Linked DNA regions of Mus musculus: region 1 is linked to region 2. A link is a contact called in ENCODE Hi-C or POLR2A ChIA-PET data. All regions are on one chromosome and are shown on one strand. The core of a region is the stretch at or near the end of the contact, and the rest is flanking DNA. Distances in the headings are between cores, read along the strand shown. Region 1 overlaps Ski (ski sarcoma viral oncogene homolog (avian)). Region 2 holds the start of Faap20 (Fanconi anemia core complex associated protein 20).

Evidence for each region. Hi-C counts contacts between places; a loop is a spot of excess contacts on that map. ChIA-PET counts read pairs that join two places held with the same protein, here RNA polymerase II (POLR2A).
Region 1: a map of T-helper 17 cell shows a loop between it and region 2 (2.1-fold over the local background). The contact joins the enhancer-like site here to the promoter of Faap20 in region 2. A Hi-C loop is called at or near these places in 4 of 37 maps with a recorded cell type or tissue (CH12.LX, T-helper 17 cell, heart and 1 more). POLR2A ChIA-PET finds 5 or more read pairs at or near these places in 3 of 5 experiments (Patski and embryonic stem cell).

What each region holds. Positions count from the first base shown.
Region 1 is chr4:155,157,967-155,164,408 of GRCm38, reverse strand. It overlaps Ski (ski sarcoma viral oncogene homolog (avian)), which reads left to right. Exons shown (of 7, transcript NM_011385.2): 2 at 3,453-3,575; 3 at 3,714-3,829; 4 at 4,451-4,713; 5 at 4,829-5,121; 6 at 6,233-6,442. Among named protein-coding and RNA genes, the nearest start is that of Ski, 61 kb to the left of the region's middle. Within about 2 kb of position 1,852, at least 1 of the 3 ENCODE cell types and tissues checked has a DNase peak (open chromatin) inside an H3K27ac peak, as active enhancers do; it is heart, where a contact is called at or near this core.
Region 2 is chr4:155,248,149-155,254,859 of GRCm38, reverse strand. Faap20 (Fanconi anemia core complex associated protein 20) reads right to left here and starts at 4,894. Exons shown (of 4, transcript NM_001190445.1): 1 at 4,798-4,894; 2 at 4,210-4,354; 3 at 3,824-4,104. The coding sequence starts at 4,859.

The DNA.
Region 1 (6,442 bases), core at 603-3,102, 87 kb after region 2:
GCTGCGCAGGCCTTGGGGACAGGTTCTGAGGCAGACTCTTTTTGTTTGTTTTATTTTCGGGACAGGATCTCCTTATTATGTAGCTCTGGCTGTCCAGGAACTTGCTGTGTAGACCAGGCTGGCCTTGGACTCCCAGTGTGCATGCGTGCCCCATCACCTTGGCTCTGATAATGAAGTTTCTTCAATAGTCGGGGGGGGGGGGGGGCTATCTTGGGGTGAACCATGGCAGTGAGCTTGTTCTTTCAGGACAGGCCAGAGTGGAGACTGTCGGGATTCTGTAGCGTGTGAGGTGAGCAGATGCTGTGTAGGGCCCCTGTGGTTCTCAGTTTCTTGTGTGGGGATCTAGTTACCACGGTCACCTTAGCACAGTGTGCAGGCCTCTTTTAGAACCCCGAATCTACTCACTCCCTTCGCAGTGCCGGCCATAGTGACTACTGCCTGTGACAAGTTGCCGTGCCTTGGGACGATTTCTCCAGCTACCTGCTGTCTATGCTTGTTGGGCATCCACAGGGTGCACGGTCTGTGCTGATTGGCTCCTGCTGGCCACAAATCCCTGAGGCCCTGCCTGCCAGTTCTCTGTCCGTCTGAGGCTAGAGACAAGTGCTAGACACAGCAGCCACATTGGCCACAGCTCATCTGAATGCCAGGCCCCACTGTGACCCACAGGCCCATAGTGTCCTGTCCTGTTTCTTTCCTTGATCAGTAAGAGTGTCTCAAGTATTCTTTCTGAGGTAGAAGGTGAAGGATTGTTAAGTTCTCTGTAGGTCAGAGTGCATGGACTCCGCGGTGCAGGGTGGGGTGGGGAGGGGAGGGGTGGGGTGGGCAGATTCAGCTGGCTCTTCCCCTGCTTTGGGATGGATGGATCTGCATATCCACAGCCCTGCCTGGCCCTGCCCTTCCTGCACAGGTGCAGAGGTCACCCTCAGTGACACCTGTTCTCAATGCCTTTGCCCTTGGGATGTGGGGGAAACAAACACCACTGTCTGAAGCCCCAGAGAGGAAGTGGCCACAGGGCACCGCTGTGGCCAGCTCAGCTGGCTCCTCCCCGATACAGCCTGATAATAGCTCTTGGTATTGGACTTTTGGGGGCAGGGCTGCCTCTTGCCAGCCTGTTTAGGTCCTGGCTTTAGCTTGTGGGGCCAGAGCTCCCCTCCTGGCTTGTAGGCACTGTGGACTGTTTTTGAGGCCCCAAGAAAGGTCAGATTGGTCCTAACTGGTTCTCGTAGAGGGGACACACGCTATGGTACAGTTTTGTTAACCATTGGATGACTCCAAGGACTCCTAGTGTCCATGCTGTGGACACTGATATCCCAAACCTGACGAAGCTCTTTCTCTGTTCCTTTGAAGAGTAGGACACCTTCATCAGGGCCCTCTTGCTTAACTGCCCTTCAGCTCATGTATGCAGCTAGCTTGGTACTAAAGGGGAAATTCCTGGCACTGTCTAGTTTTAACACTTCCTTGTTCTGTAAGAGTTCTACTTGCCTTTGGACTTTCTATGAACATCTCAGGGGAGTTGTTCCAGCTACCTTAAGACTCTTCCACTAGCTCCAGGGGCTTCCCCGTCCCATGTGTGAAACATCTGGGTTGCCTTAGGAGACTTTGACCCCAGTATAGTAGTCTAGCAACCCCCCCTCCCGCCCCATGGCCCTTCTGAACAGGAAGTAGCCTCACCCAGTGGTCCTATTCCCCAGCATTTTCTGCTGGGTCACAGTTTTGAGGCTGCCTGAGAGGTGTCCCAGACTAGACTTGTGGCTTTCTCTGTGAGAGACTAGAGCTCACTTTTTGCACCTGTTCCAGTGTCTGCTCAGACAGGAAGCCCCACCCTGGTGTGCAACACCCACCTTCTGCCTTCATTGTGGGAGGGATCCTTGCAATTCCGGAAGTGGGTTCTTCTGCCCCACCAGCATCCTGAATATCTACTCCTGCAGGGAGCGTACATGGCCTCCACTGACTGAGCCTCTGCTAAGTGACAGTTTGACACTATGAGTTATTCCCTCTAGAAAGGTAGTTTTGGTGTCTTTTTTTCTTGAACAGTTATTTGTGTTTGAGGAACATGCACCCCAGCTGAGTATGGGTTTGTCTCTGAAAGTGCCCTGGGGACACCACCAGTGTCATCCCTCCAGTGATTTCCCCCAGTGCAGGCCCCTGAATACAGAGGTCCTTCCCTTTGCTCGCCCCAAAGACTTGCTTATACTTGGAAAGGCAGCAGGCCTCCCAGGCACAAGCACTGGACAAGGACCCAGCACGTGCACTGCTCACTACCTGGGCCTTGGTGAAGGCCTCCAATGGGGTGGATCATCTCTCCTCTCCAGGTTTCATGGAAGGAAACCTGTCAAGCTGTTACCTTGGCTGCCTTCTTCCTCATTGCCTCTTCAAGGAAGGCAAGGCCAGTTTTATGATAAGTTGTTTCCCCCAAGTATTCTAGAGAAGAGCCTTGTTCTTCTGTAGACCAGAAGCCTCACTTTGGCTGCATCCCTCCCATCACACCCAAGGTAACTCCCCCTTTAAAAGGAGGCTGTGTGTGGGGCCAAGGTGTAAGCTCTGCTATGTCTGCCTTGCGGTCCATGTCATCTACTTAGACCCTAGCTGAGGGACAGTAGCTTAGCGTCTGTAGGCTTAGCTGCTGAGGAAGAGGCCCACGGATTGTTCTGCACAGGGAATGTCGGTGCGTGTGTGACATGTGACATTTATTTAGGGGGAGGGCCATTGGATTTCACGTACAGACTGGCTCAGGTGTGTATCACTTAATGCTGGATGTCAAAATAGACCATGGCTGGTGCCTGAGAAAAGTTAAGGTACTGGGTGGCTTCTGTAAGCTGACAGCAAAGGCAGTGTGGTGACACCTGGTTAAAGCTGTTTTGTGAGGTGTGTCATGATCCTTCAAGCTGAGTATTTCCTTCCTCTGGGGAGAGGGTAACTGCAGTGCTCTCTAATGACGCAGTGATAAAGGCCACCCAGAGGGTAGCCCAGCCCTCCCAGGCTCCTTACAGGCTTTAATACAGCTGGTTGTTGGATCACACATGAGCCTGAAGTCATTGCTGCTGGGTCATTTAGCCCATTCCTGACATGGTCCTAGAGTGGGACTGGTCCCGTCCAGCCTTCTTAGCATCATAGCTGCGTTCTAAAGTAGTGTGGACTGAAGGCAAAGAAACTCAGGTCAAAGCACAGAGCCCGCTGCAGCTGTGAGTGAGGTCACCTCACTGCAGCCCACAGCAGCATAGCATTTCTCTGTCTCATGTGACGTCCTCGTCCCTTAGTAGACACATCAGGCTTCCCTTTCTGCACAGGGTCAAGGGCACACTGTGTTTGTAGCTCCGTACATTTGGGTCCCCGGGGCTCCTTCATAGCTGTGGAGTTACGATGATCCAGTGGGGAGCTTGATACCATGGGGCTGGTAGGAAGACCTGCCTGGGCCCAGGGATCCCAACCGGGGCCTTTTGTATTGATCACAGGTCTCAGAGCCCCCAGCTTCCATAAGACCCAAAACAGACGACACTTCCTCACAGTCCCCTGCGTCTTCTGAGAAGGACAAGCAGTCCACTTGGCTGCGGACCTTGGCTGGTTCCTCCAATAAGGTGCTATGTGGGAACCTGTCTGGGGTCTTTGGGGGTGGTGCAAGGCTCTTCTTAGAGCCAACTCTGTGCCTCTACTCAGCCTCAGGGGCATAAAGTGGCGTGTTTTTCTGTAATCACTCACATAGATTTTCTTGACAGAGCCTCGGCTGCACTCACCCTCGCCAGCGCCTTTCTGCTTTCCGGCCCTGGTCCCCTGCAGTGTCTGCGAGTGAGAAAGAGACGTCCCCACACCTCCCAGCTTTGATTCGAGACAGGTGAGTGGGGAATAGACAGGACTGAGCTCTGGTTTAGCAGGCTTTGATGGTGTTGGTGCCTTTAGTCTTAGGATAAACTGCCTAGACCATTAAAGTCTTTGATGAAGGTGCTGAGTTCACAGACAGTATTAAGAATTAGCCTCTAGCCGGGCAAGGTGGCGCACACCTTTAATTCCAGCACTCGGGAGACAAAGGCAGATGGATTTCTGAGTTGGAGGCCAGCCTGGTCTACAAAGTGAGCTCCAGGACAGCCAGGGCTATACAGAGAAACCCTGTCTCGAAAAACCAACCAAACAATCAAAAAGATTTAGCCTCCAACATTCAGGAGGCAGAGGCAACTGAATCTCTGTGAGTTTCAGGCCAGTCTGGAATGGATAGCAAATTCCAAAGCCAGGCTTGCATAAAGATCCTACCTCTGAAAACATAAAGGTCTAGTTGTGTACTGTCCTAGCCCAACCTGTGCGGCTTTTGTGGTTCTCAGCCATTTTAATCTTGACCTTGTTAGGTAAAGTAGACAGAGAAGATGTCCTGTGTCCTGGCCGACTGAGCAGGATGCGTTCTACGACTCATGTAGGGTTTTGAGAGGCAGATATACCCTGGCTAAGCATCTGTTTCCTATAGCTTCTACTCCTACAAGAGCTTTGAGACAGCCGTGGCCCCCAATGTGGCCCTAGCACCACCAACCCAGCAAAAGGTTGTGAACAGTCCACCCTGCACCACCGTGGTCTCCCGGGCACCAGAGCCTCTTACTACTTGTATCCAGCCACGAAAACGGAAGCTGACTCTGGACACAGCAGGAGCCCCAGACATGCTGACACCTGTGGCTGCTGCAGAGGAAGACAAGGATTCTGAGGCCGAGGTTGAAGTTGAAAGCAGAGAGGAGTGTAAGTGTGGACAGGACTGTTCCCCTTGGGAGGTGGGGTAAGGGGGTGCATTTGGTATGACCAAGCCAGCGTACCCTGGAGTGCCTAATGCTTTGGTTTCTCTGTCTGTCCTCAGTCACCTCCTCCTTGTCCTCGCTGTCCTCTCCGTCCTTTACCTCGTCCAGCTCTGCCAAGGATCTAAGCTCCCCAGGCATGCATGCTCCGCCCGTGGTTGCCCCCGATGCTGCAGCCCATGTTGATGCCCCAAGTGGGCTGGAGGCAGAGTTGGAGCACCTGCGGCAAGCCCTGGAGGGTGGCCTGGATACTAAGGAAGCCAAAGAAAAGTTCCTGCATGAGGTGGTCAAAATGCGAGTTAAGCAAGAGGAAAAGCTGACAGCAGCCCTGCAGGCTAAGCGCAGCCTGCACCAGGTAAGGTGGGCAGCAAGAAGGCCCATGAAATACAGGAGACAGCCTCCTTTTAGGCTGCCCAAGCCCCCTTGGGGACCCGTGGGGTTCTTCCCCAACACTCTGGAGGGCCCAGCCCTGTGAGGCATTTGCTTCCAGGAAGGCTCCCATAGTGGTCCCAGCCTCAGCTTTCCCTGTCCGTGGGCCTCACTAAAGAATTGGTGTGTTTTCTTGGCCATGACAAAGGCCAGAGTGTTAATGGGAGGGAGGGGTGGCTGCAGGAGTACTGCCTCTCACTCTGTGAGGAGTTGGTTGATTCCCCAGCACCGTCAGGGATGGCTTCTGAAGAAGCCCCTCGGAGAAGAGCCGAGGCACCTGGGATACGCTTCGGAGGTGTGTGTGTCTCCGCTGCTCACTAGGCTCCTCTGCTCTTACCTCTTCTCTAGGCCAGAGCCTTTCCTCTTACACCTTCTCTTCACACTATTTGTTTTTCTGACATGAGTAAGAGAGGCCCAGTTCTCAGGCGCCTAGGGAGAGCGAGGCGCTCAGCTGATGTTCTCCACCAGGGCTCTGCTGCAGGCTCAACCTCAGCTGAATTCACACCTCAGCCTGAGTCTGGCAGCTCTGGGGGCAGCCTCACATGCGTGGGCTTTAACACAACACAACCCTGTCGATCCTCGGGGCTGCAGGATTTCAGAGTTCTCCTCAGAGTGAATCTTAGTCGTTCTCTCATCCTTCCTTGCTCCCATCCTGGGTAGAGGTGTGATTCTCCACATGAGTATTCATACGGGTCAGGGGTCACACTGCATGCTTTACAAGTAGGGAAGAACATAAGAAGTACCAAAAGTAACTGGCTCCATCTGGCTGGGAGCCAACGTCAGGCCTCAGGGGCAGTGTCTGAGGCGGTGCTGGTCCTGTCCTCTGCTCTCATTCAGACAAGGCACGAGCGCTTGGGAGGGGGGGTGTGAGGAGGCTCTGCTGCAGCCTGTAAATGACCACAGCTAGTCACCGATCGCTGCTGAACCCCGTAGGGAAAGACACTGGCAGTTAGGGGGACAGCCTGGCAGGTGGCAGGATGGCTGGGAAGATGCTGGGCTGCCAGTACCTTGAACCCGTTGGCTCCATGTCCTCCCAGGAGCTAGAATTCTTGCGTGTGGCCAAGAAGGAGAAACTGCGGGAAGCCACAGAGGCCAAGCGCAGTTTGAGGAAAGAGATTGAGCGGCTCCGAGCTGAAAACGAGAAGAAGATGAAAGAGGCCAACGAGTCCCGGGTGCGCCTGAAGCGAGAGCTGGAGCAGGCGCGGCAGGTCCGGGTGTGTGACAAGGGCTGCGAGGCCGGGCGCCTG
Region 2 (6,711 bases), core at 3,645-6,144:
CCTCTGTGCCTCTCAGGTACTGGGACTAAAAGTATATGGGACTATAGTCACTATGTCTGACTTTTTCTTTTCTTTTCTTTTCTTTTTTTTTTTTTTTTATTTTTGGTTTTTCAAGACAGGGTTTCTCTGTATAGCCCTGGCTGTCCTGGAACGCACTTTGTAAACCAGGCTGGCCTCGAACGCAGAAATCCACCTGTCTCTGCCTCCCGAGTGCTGGGAGTTAAGGTGTGCGCCACCACACCCAGCGGGAATGTTTTCTTGATGTGAAAGGACCAAGCCCCACCATGTAAGATTCAGTCATATGGCTTCTGGCGCTGCATTTCCGGAAGGCCCATACAGCTCCTGTACCTCAGGAGTGCTGGGCCAGTGACCCTGGAAAGGGCATCGTAACCAAAGAACGAGGGTAGCATATAAACAGACTGTCCACCCCTGATGGAGTCGTCTGCCCATCAGAGGGAGGAGGTGACCCAGCTAGGGTAGTCAGTAGAACTGCCAGGACAATGCTCAGCAGCCTAGGGCTTGCTGTAAGGCTATATGGCCACCATCCTATTACAGTGTCCATCTCTTAGATATCATCACGAGGGCATGCTCCCAGAGTGGCTAAACTTACTGGTCTATGCTCCAAGGGCCCTGCTTCTTTTGAGTACCCTATAGCCTTCCATCCTCAGAGAGGAAGGAACACTCATCACTCAGACTCTGTCTTGCATCCCTCCATCCCTATAGTTCCTGAAGCCATATGATCACCACAATGAGTCCCCTTCCCCAGGCCAATGTCAGACAGTCTCATCTGAGCCTGACAGAGCAGGACTGCCATCTCCCAATGTAAAGCAAACCCAGAACCCAGTGAAAGACTCTTATCATAGTGCCATGTGTGACCAGCAGTCAGTTCACCTTGTATGTACTGAGGCTGGTGAACTTACAGAAGTCTTCAGGTGGAACACACCAGATCCCAGTGAGCCTCTGGATATACTGCTGGCCAACCAAGTGCCCATTACGTGCCCTCACAGGCTTCCCAGGGCTTAGCTTGCTCACTGTATCCGAGGTGACCCACATCAATGGTCAGAGAACTGACAGCAAGGCCCCTTACCTTACCTTACCTATATCTGATACCCCTGCTCCTAGGTGCTATGACTTCCAATGGCTCCCTCAACTGGCAGTGCAAAAAAAAAGGTTTTTGAAGTCCCTGAGAGTCCCTCAACCAATGTAGCCAAGGTATTAACACTTCCTTGCCTCCAGCTTTCTGCAAGGTGCCTCAAGGGTCTGTGTGGACCATCTATTGGGAGTTTCCAGGTGTCATTCCTCAAGTTGGGATCGCAGGGATTCCCCCAGATACTACCCTACAGCAAGAGCTATTTCTGTGGTACCCATCTGATAGCTGGGCTCCTTCTACTCCTAAACACAGCTCATCCCTGGCTATAGCAAGCCAACATGGATTCATTCCAGTTTATGAATGTACTACTAGAGTCACAATCAGGCATGGTACACACTGGTTATCCCAGCTACTCTGAAAGCTGAAGCAAGAAGGCAGCTTGGCCTCTGATGTTCAATACCTAGGTCACACATTGAAATAAAAGGACTGGGGGGACAGACAGCCAGGGGTTATGGGGGACAGATGAACAGACACAGACATGCAGAGACACACACAGAAAATTCACAATCACCAGGTCTCACCATATTAGTAAACATCTCCACCTGGTGAACTGCTTCACCGGTTGCCTATCTGACACACAGACATCAGAAAATATATTGGTTTCCCTATCTGTAGGTCCTACATCTGCAGATTCAAAGAATCACAGATTAAAAAATAAATACTTTTTAAAAGCGACTGGACTAAATATAAAGACTTGCCCTTGTAATCGCTCCCGAAGCAATAAAGAATTAGCAGCTGCTTCCATAGAGCCACTTAGAGATGTAGAATCCAGGAAGTAACAACTGTTTTATGTAAAAAGGACTTGAGTATCTGCAGACTGGTAAACTGGGGGGTCGGGGGGAGAGGGTACTACACTGAGTTCCCAAAGGTGGGGAAAGACTTAGGACGTTTCTGAATAGAGCAGTAAGATCTTGGAATGAAGAACACTGTATACATTTCAACCTAGTGTTCAATTCCTGCCAGCTTTAGGAAAAAAAATAGTGCTCTGTGTGGCTCACACTGGGCTAAAGGAAGGAACGAGTGGTGTGGTCCCCCTGAGGGGCATCCCCGGGCTCCCTTGTGCCAGCTCAGCTGGGCAGCAATGTCTGCATAGACTGCCCTCAGAGGACAATATGACAGCTCGCTGTCGAGCTGACCTGCCTCCTTAACAGATCCTACCCATTGTGACAACATCCCTGCCATTTAAGCCCCAGAACACCCTGCAGTGGGGCAGGAATAGAAGGGAACGCCTTGAAGTCCATGGGACATGATTTTCCGCCAGTCAGCCTAGTGATCTGGCTGCCACCTCAGGTGAGTCTGGTCAAATACATCCCAGTTCCTTTATAGCGCAACGTGAAAATGAATCACTCCAGACTTGCTAAGACTTGAGCCCACCTTGCTCACACCTACCTCAGAAAAGCAAGGCACTTTGCCAAGCTTTCATACAGCCAATTGAAAAGCACCCAGAGGATGGAGCATCCCTCTTCAATGGCCCTGTCTTCAAGTCTTTTCTTAGACACACCCAAGGACAGCACACACAAAAAGCCATCCTGGAACAAGAGGGGGGCAGGAGCCCTGACAAGATTGGGAATCTAATGGGCTCTTTGAAAACGAATTCCCCAAAAGGGTCCGAGCCCTCAGCTTCTGCCCCTGGGTAAGAAACATGGAGGTGTCCACTTTTCAAACCATACACTCTCCCATAAACAGGACCCCACTTGGAGACAGCCACAACCTGACGCAACCCAGCCCACACTCAGCATCCCCCTGTCTGAGCTTTGTGGGTAGCTGTGGCTGAGGGCTGGGCCTGGGGATCCTCCAAAATCCATAAAGGCTTGATTCTAATAAAAAGGCACATTTTGGAGGTTAGAAAGATGGCTCAGTTGGTAAAGTACCTTCTATGCAAACATTACCAATGTAAAGGTTATACGTATTCACAACCCAAGTACTGGGGGCTGGGAGAAATGGTGGAACCCGAGCCCCTCGGCTAGACACCCGAGCCAAATCAGTGAGCTCTAGGTTCAGTGAGCGATTCTCTCAAAAAAAACAAGGTGGGAAGTGTCAAGAAAAACTTGACCTGGCCTCTGTGCACATGGGTGCCTCTGTGCAAAACCCTCTGAGCATGTAGATATACTACGCAAACAATAAATATGCACATTTTTTTCTGTTTTTGTTTTTTGAGACAGGATCTCTCTACATAGAACTGGCTGTTCTGGAATTCACTATGTAGACCAGGCTGGCCTGGAGCTCAGACATCTGCCCCTCAAGAGCTGGGATTAAAGGCATATAAGCCACCACTCCCAGCTCAGCACAAATAGTTTTTTAAATCATTTGGAGGAGACTGTTGGGCTCTGAACTAGGCGCTGCCTTATGTTCTGACAGCTGCTTAATCAAGCTAACTTTGCGCTTGATTAACCAGGACTAGCAAAAAGGCTCAGCAAATAAAGGTTCCTGCTGCCAAGTCTGAGGGTCTGAGTTCAATCCCTAGGACTCGCATGGTGGAAGCTAAGAACAGATTTCAAGAAGTTGTCTTCTGACCTCCACATGCATATGTGCCATGCACACATATATGTAAATATTTATAATTTAAATTTTAGTTCTATAAACAAAAGGCCAGAGCCACATCCAGGCACTCTCTTAGCCTCCTAAGTCGGTGGACCTTACACCCTGCTAAGTCTTAAGTGATAGGACACTCACTTCGGGTCAAACGCCTTCTGGCACAACGGGCAACTCAGCAACGCAAGTGGACTCTGCACAGGCACACACTCCTGGGCGCTGGGAGTTCGACCAGAATTTAGTGCAGGGCATCCTTTCAGGGATGGAGTAGGTGACCCCAGGGAGCCTTCAGGTTCACAGAACAGGTGGCGGGAGCTTCCAGAGCCACGAAGGGCAGGTGGCAAAGGCGTCCAGGAGAAAGTCTTGGATCCCACAGTGAAGGCCTCAGGAGGCACAGTGGACTCTGGGTCAGGTAGAGACTCCTGAAAAGTAAGTCCCCATAAGGTCACAGCCACCAACACCATGACCTCCCCCAGGGCCTGAGAACTCTCTCCCAGGTCATCCTTCTTTAGTGCTTTTGGACACACCTGGCTGGGAAAAGCAGGCAGCGGTGGTAATGGCTGACGGTTCGGGGTCCAATCCGCGGTCCCGCTCACGGTGCTGCGCAACAGAGCAGCCCAGGGCTCACTCTTACTTCCCTCCGAGAGAAACCAAGGGCGGCAGTTAGGGGGCCTGGGAAGCACAGGAAGAGTCAGCCGGGGCATCCATGGTAGAGATATCGTGAAGAGTTGATTCTACAGTGAGGGGTACCAGGGCTAGGGAGCAGGTCCACAATGGGGTAATGGAGGAGGGAGTCCATAGTAAGAGACCGGGAAGGAACCTCACTTAGAAGGGTAAATGGACTCTTGGGGGAAACGGAGCCTGGGGCTGAGAAAGAAGTGGATAAATGGGCGACGTGAAGAGGGGTGGCGGAGGTGGTGGTGGGGAACAGCAGCGTTGGGGCGGAAGAAGCGACCGCGCCCCGAGAGAGGCGGAGCGCGGCTGGTAGCGAGATGCACGCGTGCGAGGAACCCCGCAGCTAGGCGGGAACATCGAGGCGTCCCCATCGCCTTCCCGGTGTCTCAGCGCCTTCCAAAGCCCCCAGGACCCCACCCTTCCGCTCTGTCCCGCCTCACCCGCCCCCCGCGGGCGGCCTCCGACGGCTCAGCCTCCCCCGCAGTCTCCGCTCCTCCTCCATCCTTCTCCAAACAGCGTCCGGCGGAAGTGAGACTTACAGCCCGGCCCGCCCTCCGACCGGGATCCGCTCCGGCGGCTTCCAGACCCCCCCCACTCTCCGCTCTGCCAAGTGCCAGCTCCCCTTTGTGGCGCTGGAAATCTAAGGCGCCGAGATCCCAACCGTTGGGAACACGAGGCTGCCGCCTTGAGGGAGAGGCGGGACAGGGCGGAGCTGCCCTCCAGTTTGCAGGGGTGCGAGATTGGGCCACTCGAGCCTGTGCAGAGCCTGGGCTCCCTTCCGTCAACACGTGCAGAGAGCTGTCAGGCTTGCCCTGCCGGTGGCACCTCCCAGACAATGCCCTGCCTCAGTTTCCAGTTCTGTAGTCTTTTTCAGGAAGGCCCCATGGATAGGACCAAATTCTCAGGCCCAGTTTTGCCAGCATCTTCTTCTTAAAGGAGGAACTGGGTTTTTCTACCAAAGAGAAGAGCAATCAAACCGCAAAGCCCAGGGGACGAAGGCTCAGAGTGAAAAACCCGGGCTTCCTACCTAACCAATATCCCGTCCTGCAATCCTGCAGCCCATCACTTGGTGGCAGCAAAAGTCCAGGCACTTTGATGTACGCATTGGGATTCGCTAGTAGCTTTCTACTTCACAGCCCCCAGGGGTCAGGGCCGTTCCAAACGCCTGTCCTGCAACCATCTGACTCGCAGACCCTTTTCCTGGGTCTTCCTCCAGTCAGAGCTTTGCACCCCATCCTTAGGTGAGATCACACACACACACACACACACACACACACACACACACACACACACCGTGTGTACTTCCAGGTTCCACATCCTGGAAGTTGTGTCTAGACCAGGGTCTGGGGATGGTTTCTGCACTAAGGTTGTCTTCTGTCTCTGCAGACTTGAAGAGGAAGAGCAAGTTTAATCTCGGAGAGCGCATGTATTTGTGCCGTATGTGTCTGGTGCCCACAGAGATTGGAAAAAGGTCTTGGACCGCCTAGAACTGTGGTTACAGACAGTTGTGAGCTACCATGTGGGTGCTAGGAAATGAACCTGAATCCTTTGCAAGAACACTGGCACAGACCTTTCATCCCAGTACCCAGGAGGCAGAGACAGGAGGATCTCTATGAGTTTGGTTTATGGAGTGAGTTCCAGGAAAGCAGGGCTATGAAGAAAGATCCTGTCTCAAACAAAACAAAACAAAAAGTTGAATTTGGGCTAGGGAGGTGACTCAGTAGGCAAAGTGTCTATGCAAGCATAAGGGCCTGAGGTCAGTTCTCAGAATTGACATGAAACCATGCAGGACAGCGCAAGTCTGGACTCCAGGTGTGCTGTGAGAGGAGAGGCAGAAACAGGAGGTTCCCCTCGCCTGAAGCTTTTGGGACTTGTGGACACAGTGCCTTCACAAGGTGGAAGGCGAGGTTGTCCTCTGACCTCCACCACGGTGTGTGTGCCCACCCTCACAACACACAGGAAGGAATTTTTAAAAAATATTTATGTATGAAAGTAATCTATCGACGGGCGTGGTGGCACACGCCTTTAAATCCCAGCACTCGGGAGGCAGAGGCAGGCGGTTTTCTGAGTTCAAGGCCAGCCTGGTCTACAAAGTGAGTTCCAGGACAGCCAGGGCTATACGGAGAAACCCTGTCTCGAAAAAACAAACCAAACCAAAACAAAACAAAACAAAAAAAACAAAATAACAAAATAACAAAAAAAAAAAGTAATCTATCTGCATGTACACCTGCATGCCAGAAGAGGGCATCAGATCCTAGTATGGATGGTTGTGAGCCACCATGTGGTTGCTGGGAACTGAACTCAGGATCTCTGGGAGAGCAGTCAGTACTCTTAACCACTGAACTATCTCTCCA